2 separate regions of the Homo sapiens genome follow, and region 1 is linked to region 2. The links are chromatin loops, found by intact Hi-C in ENCODE. Cell type or tissue: ovary. All regions are shown on one strand. Each heading gives the region's core, and the rest is flanking DNA. Links, peaks and the distances in the headings are about the cores only.

What was found. Hi-C counts contacts between places; a loop is a spot of excess contacts. Peaks named below come from ENCODE experiments on the same cell type or tissue, not always from the same donor. Only the 100,000 strongest peaks of a DNase experiment are listed, where the experiment ranks them.
Region 1: it touches region 2 in a loop (1.8-fold over the local background); 18 of 110 quality-filtered maps call a loop at or near these places.

Annotation. Positions count from the first base shown.
Region 1 is chr19:1,368,775-1,377,066 of GRCh38, reverse strand. PWWP3A (PWWP domain containing 3A, DNA repair factor) reads right to left here. Exons shown (of 14, transcript NM_001369789.1): 10 at 7,727-7,802; 11 at 7,421-7,471; 12 at 5,989-6,425; 13 at 3,907-3,995; 14 at 1-548. The coding sequence ends at 491. Among named protein-coding and RNA genes, the nearest start is that of TRF-GAA1-6, 11 kb to the left of the region's middle. RefSeq lists enhancers at 7,597-8,097, 8,098-8,292. In ovary, for the core only: a CTCF peak has its summit at 3,824; a DNase peak (open chromatin) is centred at 3,425; H3K27ac peaks cover 2,878 bases.
Region 2 is chr19:1,321,019-1,329,563 of GRCh38, reverse strand. No RefSeq gene overlaps it. Among named protein-coding and RNA genes, the nearest start is that of PWWP3A, 30 kb to the left of the region's middle. RefSeq lists enhancers at 4,037-4,548, 4,549-5,062. In ovary, for the core only: no CTCF peak of the experiment used is centred there; a DNase peak (open chromatin) is centred at 4,282; H3K4me3 peaks cover 812 bases.

The DNA of each region.
Region 1 (8,292 bases), core at 1-8,000, 48 kb before region 2:
GAGAGCAAATTCTGGAACTGTCGCAGGCGGAAACCACACAAGGGGGAAACAGACAAAACAGCAAACCCGGAAGAACCATTCCCGCTTCCGAAGCTCCATGATCACGGCAGACGCTTCTTAAAACCTCCCGTTTAATATCAGATGCCACACATACGAGATCGATGTGCACGTCGGGAGAAACCACAGCACAGCCAGGAGTACTGGCGCACAGTGAATACGCTTCCGTCCTTTCAAAAGCCTTTCCCGAACGGTATCTTGTAAAAAATGCCAAAAATAAAATGAAAAAAACTGCCAGGAAAAGAGAACTGGCTTTCAGTGTTAACGAAATGGATTCTCCAGAAGCATGGAAATCAGGACTGCCACGCAGGAGAACGCACAGACAGGTCCAAACGCAAACGTGCCCCCTGAGCCCCCCATCTTCAGACACGCTCATGCACACTGGAGGCGCTTCCACCGCCAGGCCCCGCTGACAGCACAGCCGGCTGCTCCCTCACCGACGGCGCCGGTTCCGCTCTTCAAGGAGCTGGTTGTCAAATATTTCTTTTTCCCTTCAGAAAACAAGAGTCTTCATTTTAGTAATTAATCATTGTGTGTTAAAGAATATGAGAGAGAGGACTGGGTGTGGTCGCTCACGCCTGTAATCCCAGCACTTTGGGAGGCCGAGGCAGGCGGATCACAAGGTCAGGAGATCAGGACCATCCTGGCTAACACGGTGAAACCCTGTCTCTACAAAAAATACCAAAAAAAAAAAAAAACAAACAAAAAAAAAAACAAACAGCCGGGCGTGGTGGCGCATGTCTGTAATCCCAGCTACTTAGGAGGCTGAGGTAGGAGAATCGCTTGAAACCGGGAGGTGGTGCTTGCAGTGAGCCAAGATCATGCCATTGTACTCCAGCCTGGGCGACAGAGCTAAATTCTGTCTCTAAAAAAAAAAAAAAAAAAAAGAGTATGACAGAGAGTCCAGGCACTTTGGCTCACGCCTGTAATCCCAGCACTTTGGGAGGCCGAGGTGGGTGGATCACGAGATCAGGAGTTCAAGACCAGCCTGGCCAAGATGGTGAAATGCTGTCTCTACTAAAAATAACAAAAATTAGCCAGGCGTGGTAGTGGGCACCTGCAATCCTAGCCACTCGGGAGGCTGAGTCAGAAGAATCGCTTGAACCAAGGCACGGTGGGGGGGTTGCAGTGGGCCGAGACTGTGCCACTGCACTCCAGCCTGGGTGACAGAGCAAGACTCTGTCTCAAAAAAAAAAAAATAAATAAATACATATGTGTGTGTGTGTATGTCTACATATACATATGATATATAAAATTATATATTTTATATATAATATAAAGTATACATACTTTATATATATTATATATTAAATTGTTTTATATATTATAAAATTGTACATTTTATATATAATATATACAATTATATATTATATAATATATAAAATTGTTATATAATTGTATATATTATAATATATAAAATTATACATTTTATATATAATATATTTTATATATAATATATATTTTATATATAAAATATATAAATTATATGATTTTATATATTATATATAAAATTTATATATTTTATATAATATATAAATTTTATATAATATACATTATATATAAATATATATGGCTATATATATTTTATATATATAATATATATTATATATATATGAGAGGGCAGTTGTTTGATGGGGACAGAGCTGTAGTTTGGAAAGATGAAGTTCGGAGATGAGCAGCAGTACCGGCTGCATAGCACTGTGAAAGTGCTCACCGCCATCGAACCATACACTTAAGAAGGTTAGGATGGTAACTTTTACAGGATGTGTAATATTTTTTTTTTTTTTTGAAACGGAGTCTCGCTCTGTCACCAGGCTGGAATGCAGTAGCACAATCTCAGCTCACTGCAACCTCCACCTCCCGGGTTCAAGCGATTCCCCTGCCTCAGCCTGCTGAGTAGCTGGGACTGACTATAGGCGCGTGCCACCATGCTTGGTTTTTTTTTTTTTTTAAAGTAGAGATGGGGTTTCACCATGGTGGCCAGGATGGTCTCGAACTCCTGACCTCGTGATCCACCTGCCTCGGCCTCCCAAAGTGCTGGGATTATGGGCGTGAGCAACCGCACCAGGCCTTAACAATGTTTTAAAATAATATTTATTTTTAGAGACAGGGTGTTGCTCTGTCACCCAGACTAGGGTGCAGTGGCATAATGATGGCTCACTACAGCCTCAAACTCCTGGGCTCAGAGGATCCTCCCACCTTAGCCTCTCAAAGTGCTGGGATTACAGGCATGAGCCACTGTGACTGACTAAAAATAATTTTTTACGAAAGAGTATGAGATGCCAAATTGTCCTTACTAAGTGACCTCCCTGTAAAGGAAAATTATAACAATTGCTTAGCTAGCAACCCCTCTCAGCAATAGGGCTGCCCTGGATCAAAAGAGATCAACAACGGCTGCTGGCTCTGATGTGCGCCCCAGCAGACCTGGAAATAGGGGAGAGCACACCGGCCGCAGCACCAGAGAAAGGCAGACCTGAGGAGGACAGCCTTGGGAAGAGTGCAGAGAGGCTCATGGTGCAACTCTAAAAGAACAAGAGGGCCTGGGAAACGCCGTGCGGCGGGGAGACTGGGTCCCAGGACGCCCAGTGTGTGACCCAAGGCTCCACTGAGGCCAAAGATCAAGTGCGATGCTGCTCACTGGCTTGTTATTTTGAGCATGTCCCCGGCGTGATGAAATCACGGCCTGTGTGCTCAGCCCAAGTAACTTCTCCATCAGCACCAGCACCATTCTCACAGGTCACGGGAGGCTTTCATGGCAACTGGAAGCTGTGATGAACTCCTAACGGGTTTTGATGTCGGCAACCCAGACTCAAAAAAAAAAATCAGGATGAAAGATTTCCACAGATGGGCGTGGAGCGGTGAAGAGGCTTCTGAGACGGAGGGAGAGGACAAACCAGCAGGCTGGGTCCAGGTGTCCTGGCTCCGACCTTACCCCCTCCCCGGACCTCACTTATTCTTACGGCAAGCATGACGGGGGAACCATGAAGATCCAGCAGGAAAACACCCAGTTTCTGTATCCAAAGGCCTTTCCTGTTTTGGTAAGCCAGCTGGGCCAACACTCCCTAAACAAGGCCAAATTCCACCTTTGTGCAGCTCTGCGGGGGTGGCCTGCCAATGCCACCGAGGCCCCACACCTCCTCCCTGGCCTCTCCAGGGGCCCCTCCTGCCCTGCCCAGGGAGGACATGGGGCTGGTGAGGGAGTTCAGTGTCTTCACCAGGAGTCTCCTGTGACTGTGGGCCCGGGAGACGTCGGTGGCTGCGCAAGCCACCCTGGCCGGAGACCCTGTCCTTGACTCTAGTTGAGTCTTCAGCCTGTCACTGCCCCGTGGGCCCCGCCTGGCTCCCAGCAAGGCCTGGCCGCATGCCCAGAGACAGGATTAGGCGCTCTGGGGGCCAAACATCCAAGGGCAGCTAAGCACACGGATGTGAGAGAAACATCTTGATCACAGCATTCTTCTGGCTGCTGGAAAGCACCGGGCCGTGCTGCTGCTTAATCTTGCTGTATTTCTCACACAGCCATGGGGCTGTGGAAAGAGGGGAGGAAAGTGCAAAAAGCAAACATCAGCCCCTGCAAAAAGAGATTAAGAACAGACACGGCCCAGGCACGTGCCCGTGGCCCCGTGCTGCCCACAGCGACCAGCTGGGAGACCCGGGCACAGCCTTCCTGGGGGGCAGGAGTGACCCACAGGGTGAGTTCAGCGTATGTGATCAGCTCACCACCCAGCACCTGGGCCACCTCATGAGGGAGAGGGGCTGCGGCAGCCTGGAGTCAAACTGCCTGTGGGTGTGGAAATAGAAACTGCAAGGCAGAGACGCAAGTGGCTGGAGATAGCGCCGGGAGCGGCCTACCGGTAGCTCAGCGAAGGCCCCTTGATGTACTTCTCCTCAGCCGTCTTGTAGTCCACCTCGTCCACCGCAGAGATCGCACAGATGATGGCCTGTGAGAGGGCACGGGGCTCAATAGCAGCAGGCACTGCCCAACTGGCCCCAAGTGGCCTGCGGTTAAGAAGGCCGCAGGGAGCCTGGGTCACCAGGTTCCAGCCTCCAGACATGGTCTAGCTCATGGTTCAGAAGGTGCAAACCTAGTCCATGAATCCCTGCTTGTAATGATGTTTCTTAATTAAATCAGTACTATCTTTCGGACTAGACACAATAGCTCAGATCACTAAAAGCAGAGAAGAAAAGGCAAGACCCAAACCCACAAGAGCATTTCTCAAAAATTTTAAGTTTTTTTTTTGGTGGCGGTTTTTTCTGGTACAGAGTCTCGCCCTGTCGCCCAGGCTGGAGCGCAATGGCATAATCTCAGCTCACTGCAACCTCTGCCTCCCGGGTTCAGGTGATTCTCCTGCCTCAGCCTCCCGAGTAGCTGGGATTATAGGTACGCGCCACCACGCCCAGCTAATTTTTGTATTTTTAGTAGAAACGGGGTTTCACCATGTTGGCCAGGCTGGTCTCAAGCTCCTGGCCTCATGATCCACCTGCCTCGGCCTCCCAAAGTGCTGGAATTACCGATGCGAGCCACCACACCCGGCCTTAAGTTTATTGTTATAAAAAAAAAAGAGTATCCTGAATACACAATACATACCTGACATTAAGAAATCATCCCTATTTTTTACTTTTGTGATTATGGTAAACACATTTTTAACAGAGTCCATTCGGTTCAGAGCAGAGTCTCTCCCACTCGGCCCTGTGGACGTCGGGGCCAGACTGTTCTCTGAGGTGGGGCTGTCCTAGGCGCTGCAGGGTGCTGAGCAGCGTCCCTGCCCCAACCCACTCCATGCCAGAAGCACCCTTAGCTGTGACAAGCACAGATGTCCCCAGACACTGCCAGTGTCCCCCAGGGGGCAGAATCACCCTCCTTTTAGAGACACACACTGAAGTATTTATGGGCTTAAAAAAAAACTGTGGCCGGGAGTGGTGGCTCACGCCTGTAATCCCAGCACTTTGGGAGGCTGAGGGGGGTGGATCACGAGGTCAGGAGATCAAGATCATCCTGGCCAACATGGTGAAACCCCGTCTCTACTAAAAATACAAAAAATTAGCCGGGCGTCGTGGCGGGCGCCTGTAGTCCCAGCTACTTGGAAGGCTACAAGAGAATGGCGTGAACCTGGGAGGCAGAGCTTGCAGTGAGCCGAGATTGCGCCACTGCACTCCAACCTGGGTGACAGAGCGAGACTCCAACTCAAAAAAAAAAAAAAAAAAAAGCTTGAGGGTTTTTATGCTCCAAAAAATAATTCCAGGCAGGTTATGGGCACATTAGAGTTCATTATGCTATTTTCTTTTTGGGTCTATTTGAAAATTCCCATAGTTATAAAGTTAAATAGTTTTGAGTATGTTTTTTTCCCACAGATGTACACATATGCCCAGCAATGTCCTCTCTGAAATTTCAGATACAAACTTCAAAATCATCTGTATTTGCTCCTCACCAAGCCCCAAATCCGCAGCTGAAGTTCGAAATCACAGACAGTCTAATTTGTGTGTTTAACTTACCACGGGTTTATCAGAGTATGAGGCGCATTATCCACTTACAGTTTTTCAACTTACAGTGGGTTTATCTGGGTACTAAATGCGATTCTGACTTGGGAATTTCCAACTCGCAGTGGGTTTCCCAGGACTGACCCACCGAGGCTGGGAAGCATCTGTGCGCCCGCAGTAGGGAGGGAGTTCGCACCCCCTGGTGCTGACAGCTTCTAAGCAGCTCCATCTCTGCACAGGGGTCAAGTAAGCGGCTCCGTCTCCGCACAGGGTCAAGCGCACGCACTCGCATTTCCCAGCACTGACAGGATGTAAACACAGGAGGCCTCCACGCTCCGTTGGCCGCCGAACGGCCAGGGAGCAGGGGCGAGGACCGTGGCAGCCTCCTCGTGCGGAGTTGCAAAATCCCAGCGCAGGCCCCTCCCTGCCCACGTGACACGCCGGTCCGCGGCTCACCTCGGGCAGAAGCACGTCCAGAATGAACCGGATCCGGTCGCCGTTGGTGCGCTGGAGCACCTTGGCCCCCACCTCCTGGTAGACGCCCTGCAGGTACTTCACCACCAGGTCCAGCTGCCCCTCATCCTCCAGGTAGGTCTCCACACAGGTCACGTACTGGCTGGAGCTCAGGAAGGTCTGCAGCCAGCGAGATGGCTTCCTGCTCTTTAGGATGGCCCGCAGGTGGCTCTCCGCGCCCTTGGCCTTCACAATGTACTCCACCAGCTTCTGGTTGGCCCGGTCCCGGGCGGCCCGCGAGCGGTCGGGGAGCATTTTCCGGCAGGGCTGCCTCTGCCCCAGGGGGCACCCCACCACGGGCTCCTCGGGGCTCCCCTTGCTCAGTTGAGGAAGCTTGGTCCCCAAGACGTCCTGCTGGATGGATTTTCGGACAGGATAGCCTGCAAAAGAAGCACCTGTCGTGGGACCAGCGCGTGGGCTGCCTTCCTCGGGTGGCTGTGGGTCAGGGCCGATGGGAGGCTGCGACATGGCAGGGATGGGGGCAGACCCTAGCGATCGAGCTCCGTGTTAGCACGGGAGTGGAGCATTCACGCTCCTAAAGACACTTCCTCTGCTGGGACCCCCGGCCTTTCCCCCCTCACTGGGCCCTGCAGCCAGGTTTAACCCTTATAGCAGAGAAAAGCGCCTGCCCGTGCAGCACTGCCCAAGCAGAATCAATTCAGCCACGTCCACTCCTCCACCAACCAGGAGGCATGGAAAACTCCACTACTGTCGATAAAGGAAAATGCTGGATCGACAGTGAAGTGGTGGCCAAACATCCCGGTGTTCGTGACACGTTCTCTTTTTGAGACCAGGTCTTGCTCTGTCACCCAGGCTGGAGTGCAGCGGTGCAATCACATAGGTCACCACAGCCTTGAACTCTCGGGCTCAAGCCATTCTCCCACCTCTGCCTCCCGAGTAGCTGGGGCTGCAGGCACGCAAGCCACACGCCCAGCTCATTTTTTTCTATTTTTCTGTAGAGATGGGGTCTTGCTCTGTTGATCAAGCTAGTCTTGAACTCCTGGCCTCAAGCAATCCTCTTGCTTCAGCCTCCCAAAGTGCTGGGATTACAGGTGTGAGCCTCCGCACCTGGCCTACATTCTTCACAACATCTGATGTGTGCAGCCACCAGCCACAGCAGGGACACGCTGGATGTGGCCCATGGGATGAGGGCCCCAGGGCAGGCTCGGGATGCTGTGCCAGTGGACACCAGCAGCCCCAGGTCCCAGGGAGCCTCAGGGTCACATCAAAACCTCATAGAGGTTGAACAATGCTGTGTGGCTGCGGACAGTGCCTTGACCCCAACGTCCCCTTCCACAGCTTCAGACATAGAAGATTGTTTTTCTAAAGGGCTAAAAGGCAAACCACATTTTCCAAGATGTGCCTGTAGACTTACTTATATCAGCCGCGTAATATTCCAGGAAAGAGCCAGCAAAAGACCCGCAGCCTGCAGGGGGTGGAGGGGAGAGAGCACTGTGTAGACCTAAGAGGAGTCCCAGGAAGTGTGTTCCAGGGGCTGGCCCGGCGTCTCTGTTTAGGAAATAATCAGGCCAGGCCAGAACCCCAGCCCACCCACAGGGAATGCCCCAGGCCCACGGAAATATGCCCCGCCTCCAGGCAGCTCCGGCCCAGCCCGTCCAAGGGGTCTTCAGAGGCTGGACGCCTGCTGCCCAGCTCCACCCCTCCCCAGCACCCCACGTACCTAACCGGACCCTGTAGTCGGTGATGAGGGAGACACACCAGCCGATGTCCTGGTTGAAGTCCTCCCTGGCTTGATTCTACAATGAGATCCGGGCAGCAGGCGTCAGTGGGAGGCAGTGCCAAGCACCCTGGGTTCAGAAGCCACGCAGAGCCCAGGGACCAGCCAGGTGTCCAGGCTGCTCACGCTCCAGCCCGCACCTCTGACCCTCCCTGACAAAGGGGGCTCTGGCAGACGCCTCGCACAGGGACCCTCTGGTAAATGGGAAACGCACCAGGCACAGGTCTGGGCCCTGAGCTGCTCAAATGGTGGGCACCGGGGACCCGATGGCTTGGGCTGATCTGAACGCAGGTGGGCACCGGGGACCCGATGGCTTGGGCTGATCTGAACGCAGGTGGGCACCGGGGACCCGATGGCTTGGGCTGGTCTGAACGCAGGTGGGCACCGGGGACCCGATGGCTTGGGCTGGTCTGAACGCAGGTGGGCACCGGGGACCCGAAGGCTTGGGCTGGTCTGAACGCATCGACGGTGCAAACACCTCCCCTGTGGCCACTGTGCCACATGACAGG
Region 2 (8,545 bases), core at 175-8,174:
CGTCCACACCCGACACATGCCGGGTCGTGACTGGAATCGTATAAACAGTACTGGTTCTGGGTGGAGGTGCTAAGAGTCTGAGTTTTGCTGTTGCTGTGTGGTTTGGTTTGGGGTGCTTTTCCGTGTTGGTCAAATTTTCTAGGTTCCCGATGTCCTGTCCTAATTGGCGAGAAGAGCAGGTACGTCTTTTTTTTTTTTTTTTTTTTTTTGAGATGGAGTCTCACTCTGTCGCCCAGGCTGGAGTGCAGTGGCGCGATCTCAGCTCACTGCAACCTCCGCCTCCCTGGTTCAAGTGATTATCCTGCCTCAGCCTCCCAAGTAGCTGGGATTACAGGTGCCCACCACCATGCCCAGCTAATTTTTCTAGGTTTGTTTTTTTTGAGACAGAGTCTCCCTCTCTTGCCCACGATGGAGTGCAGTGGCACAATCTCGGCTCACTACAACCTCTGCCTCCTGATTCAAGCGATTCTCCTGCCTCAGCCTCCTATATATATATATATATATTTTTTTTTTTTTTTTTTTCAGTAGAGAAAAAAAATTGGGTTGGCCAGGCTGGTCTCAAACTCCTGACCTCAGGTGATCTGCCAGCCTTGGCCTCCCAAAGTGCTGGGATTACAGGCCTGAGCCACCGTGCCCAGTCTTTTTGTTTGTTTGTTTGTTTGTTTTGAGACGGAGTCTCGCTCTGTCGCCCAGGCTAGAGTGCAGTGGCACGATCTCGGCTCACTGCAAGCTCCGCCTCCTGGGTTCACACCATTCTGCCTCAGCCTCCCGAGTAGCTGGGACTACAGGTGCCCTCGACCACGCCTGGCTAATTTTTTTTATTTTTAGTAGGGACGAGGTTTTACTGTGTTAGCCAGGATGGCCTCGATCTCCTGACCTCGTGATCAGCCGGTCTTGGCCTCCCAAAGTGCTGGGATTACAGGCATGAGCCACTGCGCCCGGCCCTTTTTTTTTTTCTTTTTCTTTTTTGAGATGGGGTCTCACTCTGTCACCCCGGCTGGAATGCAGTGGCACGATGTCGGCTCACTGCAACCTCCGCCTCCCTGGTTCAAGCGATTCTTCTGCCTCAGCCTTTTGAGTAGCTGGGATTACAGGCGTGAGCCACTGCGCCCGGCCCCAGGTCCGTTCTTTTTCGGACAGCCAGGCTGACAGCAATCTGATGTTGGAGTCAGCATGGGGGTGAAAGGGCGGATGTCCCAGCAGCCCACCTCTCGACCCCAGCCCAGCTCTGACACTAATTCCCTGTGTGAGCAGGAGCTGGGGCTGGCCCGGCCTCCACCCTCTTCTGTACAGCCCTGACATCTGCAGAATCACAGACGGTCAGGTCTGCAGGGAACCGCAGAGAAGAAGGAGTGCCTTTAACTAATTCAGGGCACTCAAACCACAACACGCACACACAGACGCCTCTCACAGTGGAGGTACACATTTTCCAAAAATTAAAAACTGCTCGGCTGGGTGAGGTGGCTCACGCCTGTAATCTCAACACTTCAGGAGGCCAAGGTGGGTGGATAACTTGAGGTCAGGCGTTGGAGACCAGCCTGGCCAACACGGTGAAACCCCGTCTCTACTAAAGATACAAAATAGCCGGGTGTGGTGGCGGGCACCTGTAGTCCCAGCTACTCGGGAGGCTGAGGCAGGAGAATTGCTTGAATCCGGAAGGTGGAGGTTGCAGTGAGCTGAGATCGTGCCACTGCACTCCAGCCTGGGTTACAGAGAAAGACTCTGTCTCAAAAAATAAATAAATAAATAAATAAAAGAAGAAAGTGGTTGCGTAGCGTCAGGGCTGGGGCAGGGAATGGGAGTGAGGCTGACGCAGGTCATTAAGTTTACTTTAAAATGGTTACTTTTGCATCGTGTGAATTTCACCTCAATAAAAGTCACCTTCCTGATGTCCTCTCTGTCGCAAAGGTAAGGCAGGTTCGCCGGTAAATGAAATGGTAATCAGGGCGTGTGGCTCTCATCAGTCCTTAAAAGCACCTCCAGGGAGATTGGTTTGTGTGAACAGCACCATTTTTATGTAGCTACCAAAAAGCTATGACAGCAAAGACCTTGAGTCCCCAAAGCCGAGGCCAGCTCCTGGCCACGTCCCTGCTGGCCGCCAAGGCCCTCAGATCCTGCAGATCGAGAAGCAGCCACCTCTGAGCGAGGGTCTCAGGCCCACCTCATTGCTCCCGGGACCTCTGTTCTCAGGTTTGCAAATCTGAGCCTCCAGTCTGCTTCCGGCCCAGAGGGGCCACTGGGCTTCCGGCTCCAGCTCGGGGAAGGGGGTAGGAGAAACCAAGCCTCCTCGGAGTCCCAGCTCACACTCATGGGACCTCTGGCGGTGATCAGGGGACACCTAGGATGCTGACCAAGACCCCCAGCCTTTCTGGAGCCCGAGCCCCCTGGAGGGCCTATGAATCAGCATTTTTTTTTTTTTTTTTTGAGACGGAGTCTCGCTCTGTCACCCAGGCTGGAGTGCAGTGGCAGAATCTCGGCTCGCTGCAAGCTCCACCTCCCGGGTTCACGCCATTCTCCTGTCTCAGCCTCCCAAGTAGCTGGGACTACAGGCGCCCACCACCACGCCCGGCTGATTTTTTTATTTTTAGTAGAGACGGGGTTTCACCGTGTTAGCCAGGATGGTCTCGATCTCCTGACCTGGTGATCCGCCCACCTCGGCCTCCCGAAGTGCTGGGATTCCAGGCGTGAGCCACCGCACCCGGCCGAATCTGCCTTTTTGAGACAGGGTCTTGCTCTGTCACCCAGGCTGGAGTGCAGTGACATAATCATGGCTCACTGCAGCTGTGACCTCCTGGGCTCCCAAGATCCTCCCACCTCAGCCTCTTGAGTACGTGGGACTGGACTGCACATGCACACCACCATGCACAGCTAATTTTTTTGTATTTTTTAAAATAAAGACAGGATTGCACTATGTTGCCCAGCTCGTCTTAAACTCCTGGACTCAAGCAGTCCTCCCGCCTCAGCCTCCTAAAGTGCTGAGATGAGGCTGGGCGCGGTGGCTCACACTTGTAATCCCAGCACTTCGGGAGGCCGAGGCGGGTGGATAACGAGGTCAGGAGTTCAAGACCAGCCTGGCCAAAATGGTGCAACCGCGTCTCTACTAAAAGTACAAAAAATTAGCTAGGCGTGATGGCACATGCCTGTAGTCCCAGCTACTTGGGAGGCTGAGGCAGTAGAATCGCTTGAACCCGGGAGGCGGAGGTTGCAATGAGCCCAGATCTTGTCACTACAGTCCAGCCTGGGCGACAGAGTGAGACTATCTCAAAAACAAACAAACAAACAAACACCAAAGTGCTGAGATGACAAGCGTGAGCCACTGTACCCGGCTGGCATACTGCCACCATGCCCGGCTAGCGTGAACCACTCTGCCCTGTTAGCGTGAGCCACCGTGCCCGGCTGGCGTGGGCCACTGTGCCCTGTTGGTGTGAGCCACTGTGCCCAGCGGGTTTGAGCCACTGTGCCCGGCTGGTGTGAACCACTGTGCCCGGCGGGTGTGAGCCACTGTGCCCGGCTGGTGTGAGCCACCGTGCCCGGCTGGTGTGAACCACCGTGCCCGGCGGGTGTGAGCCACTGTGCCCCGTTGGTGTGAGCCACTGTGCCCAGCGGGTTTGAGCCACTGTGCCTGGCTGGCGTGAACCACTGTGCCCGGCGGGTGTGAGCCACCGTGCCCGGCTGGTGTGAACCACCGTGCCCGGCGGGTGTGAGCTACTGTGCCCTGTTGGTGTGAGCCACTGTGCCCCGTTGGTGTGAGCCACGGCGCCTGGCTGGAGTCTGCATGTTTAACACAGCGGTTCCCACACCAGACCAGCCTGGAGATGCCTACCCTGAAGGGCAGACGTTGTTCCCATTTCACAGCCAGGAACCCTGAGGCTCATTGGTTTGAAGACAGCCTGGCAGGGCCTGAGCCAAGATCTGCCCCCCAGGCCCCCGCATTCCTTCCTGGCCTCCCAGAGCCATCCCAGCGCCCCACTCTCCGCTCTCTCTGCTCCGGCGCTCAGCTCCTCACACCCCCTGAGCCTCCCAAGCCCACGGCCGGGCCCTTTGCACGGGGCATCTTCGGGAGGGGAACTGTCTGTTCTCCTTAAGCCTCCATCTTTACGCCGGCCGTTGTCTTGGCAACGGTCTACGGCTGACCTTTGTGCAGAAAAAAAGGGTGACCTTCCCCGCGCAGGCGCCCCCGGCCGCCGCCCCCCGCCGCGGCGCGGTTTAAAGGCGTCTGTCTAAACAATGCGTCATGGATTTCTCCGCCGGGCGTGCACGGGCCGAGAATTTCAATCCGGGCGGCTCCGCCGTTTCCTAAACTCGAGGCGTCCAGGGAGAGGGCGTTACACACACACTCGCCGGAGCGCTCGGGCCCTGGGAATCGGCAAACGCTGCGGGTTCCAGCCCCGCGACTCAGGCCGGGCGAAGATTAGAGTCACCGCCTCAGTTCCTCCATCTGTAAAGTGGGACCCAGGAGGGTCGGACCCCCAGGGGTGTGGCTGGCGGCAGCGTAGGTCTTCGGGGCTGCGGACTCCCGGCCCCCGGGACCCCCCTGTCCCGCTGTGGAAACTGGCACGGGGACCGGAGGGCGGATCCCCCGGGCACTTGCCGAGGCCACTGACCCAGGTCTGGATGTTCCCCGAGGCCCAAGGTCACCACTGGGCCCCCCCGGGGACTGACGAGAGGCCTCTGGCGGGAAAAGGGGCTGGCTCAGGCAGGCAGCAGGCCCCAGAACCCCCCGCACACGCGGGCACAGGAAGCCCCAGCAATGCCCCTCCCTCCAATTTCTCAACCCGTGATGGGAAAAGAAGAGAAAAGGAAGAAAGATTTCCTCCAAAGCTTCACTGTGGCAGAATTCCGCTCTGAGGTCCTTACCCGCCTCCAGGCAGCCCTCCCTGCTCGCCGCTCACCACGGGCACAGGGCACAAATTGTGTCCTTCTTCTGCTCTAAACTCTGCTGTGGCTCCCCAGTGCCCTCAGGAGAAAAACCAAACTCCTCCCTGCGGCCCATGAAGCCCTCAGCAGGCTTGGCATCCCCTGCTCCAGCCACACCAGCTGCCCGAAGGACACACCAGGCTCCAGGTGGCCCCCAGCCCTTTGCATTGGCTGCTCCATGAGAAACCTGGCTCCTTCTCGCCCTTCTGAACTCAGCTCAAAGGACCCCTCCTCCAGGAAGCCCTCCTGCCTGCCCCCTTAGACATTTCCAAGACAGAGAGAGACAGAGAGACGGGGAGATAACCAGCTCTTTCAAGCTCACGTCCTGTAGGCTCCCCGAGGGTAGGCACCAGCTCTTTCTTTTTTTCTATTTTATTTTTATGCTATTTTCAGACACTCATGGACATGGACTTGGTGCCAGACACCCCTCCAAGTGGTTTACAGAGATGAAGTTTTTGGTGCCATAAACACCGGTTATGCGACATCCTGAGGTGGGGACTGAGGTAGTTCCCTTTCACCAGTGCCCAATCAATGCATGTGTATTTTATATGGATGCCAGTCACGCTGCGCCAGGCCCACTCGAACGACCTCGTCATAACTCGGTCACATCTGCCAAGGCCCTATTTTTTTTTTTTTTTTTTTGAGACGGAGTGTCGCTGTGTCGCCCAGGTTGGAGTGCGGTGGCGCGATCTCGGCTCACTGCAAGCGCCGCCTTCCGGGTTCACACCATTCTCCTGCCTCAGCCTCCCGAGTAGCTGGGACTACAGGCGCCTGCCGCCACCACGCCCGGCTAATTTTGTTTTTGTATTTTTCATAGAGACGGGGTTTCACCGTGTTAGCCAGGATGGTCTCGATCTTCTGACCTTGTGATCCGCCTGCCTCGGCCTCCCAAAGTGCTGGGATTACAGGCGTGAGCCACCGCGCCCGGCCGCAAAGGCCCTATTTCTAAATAAAGTCCCATTCACAAGTTTCAGGGGCCAGGATGTGAACAGATCTTCCAGGAGACACCAAGCAGCCTCAGTGTCCATTGATGGATCCGGGCCCTCCCTTCAAGCCTTTTCCCATCCCCCCTCCACCTCCTGCACCGAGACCCCAGCATGAAGCTTCCTCGGGCCTCACCGACCTCTGCTAAGTCCAGGAGACGCTGTGAGCACCCGAGGGTAGGGCCTGAGGCTCCCTGCCCCCACCTGGGCTGGCACCTGGGAGAGGAGGGTTCCCCTCAGCAGTTAGCTGTGGGCTGGCTGTGCGCCCCTTGCCAAGCTCCTGGGACACGGGCTGAGCAGAGCCCAGGGTGCCCCAGCCCCTTCCCGAGTCCCTGCTGGGCCCGTGTCGCCCACTGATGGGGAGATGCCCAAGTTCTGTGACCCCGGGGGCAGGATGGTGAGGCGGCCCCTGGGGACCCAGAGTCCTGCCCTGCCAGGGCCTCCTGCACCCTCAACCCCAAACCCAGAAAAGTCAGGCGGAGCCCAAGGCCAGAGCAGGCCAGTCACAGCTGGGAGGCGGGGGGCCCAGGGGCCAGGAAGGCCGGGATGGAGCCCTCGGCCCATCGCCCTGCACAGCCGCCCCTGCGCTGCCTCTGTCTCCCCATGTCTCTCTGTCTCTCTCCGACTTGCTGTATCTCTGTATCCCTCTGTCTCTCTGTGTCTCTTTCTCTGTCTCTGTCCGACTCGATCTATCTCTGTCTCCCTCTGTCTCTCTGTCTCTTTCTCTGTCTCCTTCCCTCTCTGTCTCTGTTTATCTCTATTTCTGTCTCTCCCTCTCTCTGTTTCCCTCTGTCTCTGTCTTTGTCTCTCTGTTTTTGTCTGTCTCCCCCATCTCTGTCTCTCTGTCTCCCTCTGTCTCTGTCTCTCTGTCTCTGTCTCCTTCTGTCTCTGTCACTGTCTCTCCGTCTCTTCCTCCCTCCATCTCTGACTCTGTCTGCCTGCGTCTGTCTCTCTCTGTCTCCCTTTGTCTCTCTGTCTCTGACTGTCTCTGTCTCTCTGTCTCTGTCCCTCTGATGTCTGACCCAGGTGGGCAGTACCTGTGGTGGTTCTGCTGTCCCTGAAGGAATGACATGTTCTCGCTCTGCCTGAGAGACCTCCTTTGCCTCCTCTGGAGGGTCTGAGAAGACAGGAGGGCGCTGGGCCCACCACAGGGGCAGATGACCTACGCATCACCCTGCCCACCCCAGGGCATAGCTGCCACCAAAGGGCTGGGGGCTGCCAGCCGCGGTGCTCTGGCAGGGACAGGTCTTCCCCTGGCGCCCCCAGGGAAGAACAGGCAACCCATCCACCTGCCTCCTGCCACTTGCCTCCCACCCCTTCCAGCCAGCGGGTGAGGGGGCTTCCCGTGCCACTGGGCGGGCTGCAGGCATCCTTGGGTGCCACCCAAGCTCAGCCAGATTCCAGGAACCCCCTCCCGCCCCCTTCACCCCTCCTTTCCCCGGGATTTCTCGTAGCGGGGACAGGGCCACACGTCACTCCACACAGACCACCCCTCCCGATGCTGGAGCCCACAGCGGGAAAGTCGCCTCCCCACGGGTCTGAACGGAAAACTGGGGAGCCCTGGACACAGATTCACCCTCTCCTCACGCCCAATCTGCCCTCCAACGCCAGTGGTATGGGGGTGAGACGGCCGTCTGCAGGACCATGCGAACAGGGACAGGGACAGGGACCACCTGCGGAAAGCCTCCCTCACATGGGCGAGCCCCCGTGTGCAGCTGCCATGCTGCCTGACAATAGCTGCCACCACAGAGTCCCCATCACCGCCGCCTTTGCCGACGGAGAAACAGAGTCACAGGGTGGCAGGGTCACCTCCAGAAGTGGCAGGGCCAGCTGGGAGACACAGGGTCATGCCTGGAAGCTGTTTCCATGTGTCATGCTCCAAACACCAGGCCCTGCTGGGGAACACGCCCTCTGCTTCTGGCCTTGGTGGGACCTGCCCAGCCTCTGCTTGGCCTTCTGTGAGGGTCAAAGGCCCAAATCCAGGGCCACTGGAAGAGTTGGCAAGAACAGCATTCCCTACACACTCAGAAACGTCTGAAACAGCCCAAATGTCCATCAACACAAGAATGGGCAAACACGGCATGGCCCTCTGCCCACTGGAACACGACTGAGCCGTGAAAAGGAGCGAGGCTCTGACCCAGGCCACAGCGCAGATGCATCCTGAGGACGCCACACTCAGTGAGAGACGCCAGACACAGAAGGCCACAGGTGTGCAATCCCATTTCTATGAAATGTCCAGGGCAGGCAGATCCACAGAGACAGGGAGGGGAAGTGTGGGTGCCAGGGCTGGGGAGGGAACGGGGTTTCCTTTTGGAATGATGGAAATGTTCTAAAGTTGATTGGGTTGATGGACACACAGCTTTATGAAGACAATAAAAGAAATCAAGGCAGGGCACGGTGGCTCACACCTATAATCCCAGCACTTTGGGAGGCCGACCGAGGTGGGTGGATCACGAGGTCAGGAGATTGAGACCATCCTGGCTAACACCGTGAAACCCTGTCTCTAATTAAAAAAAAAAAAAAAAAAAATAGCCAGGCGTGGTGGAAGGCGCCTGTAGTCCCAGCTACTCAGGAGACTGAGGCAGGAGAATGGTGTGAACCCAGGAGACGGAGCTTGCAGTGAGCCGAGATCCTGCCACTGCACT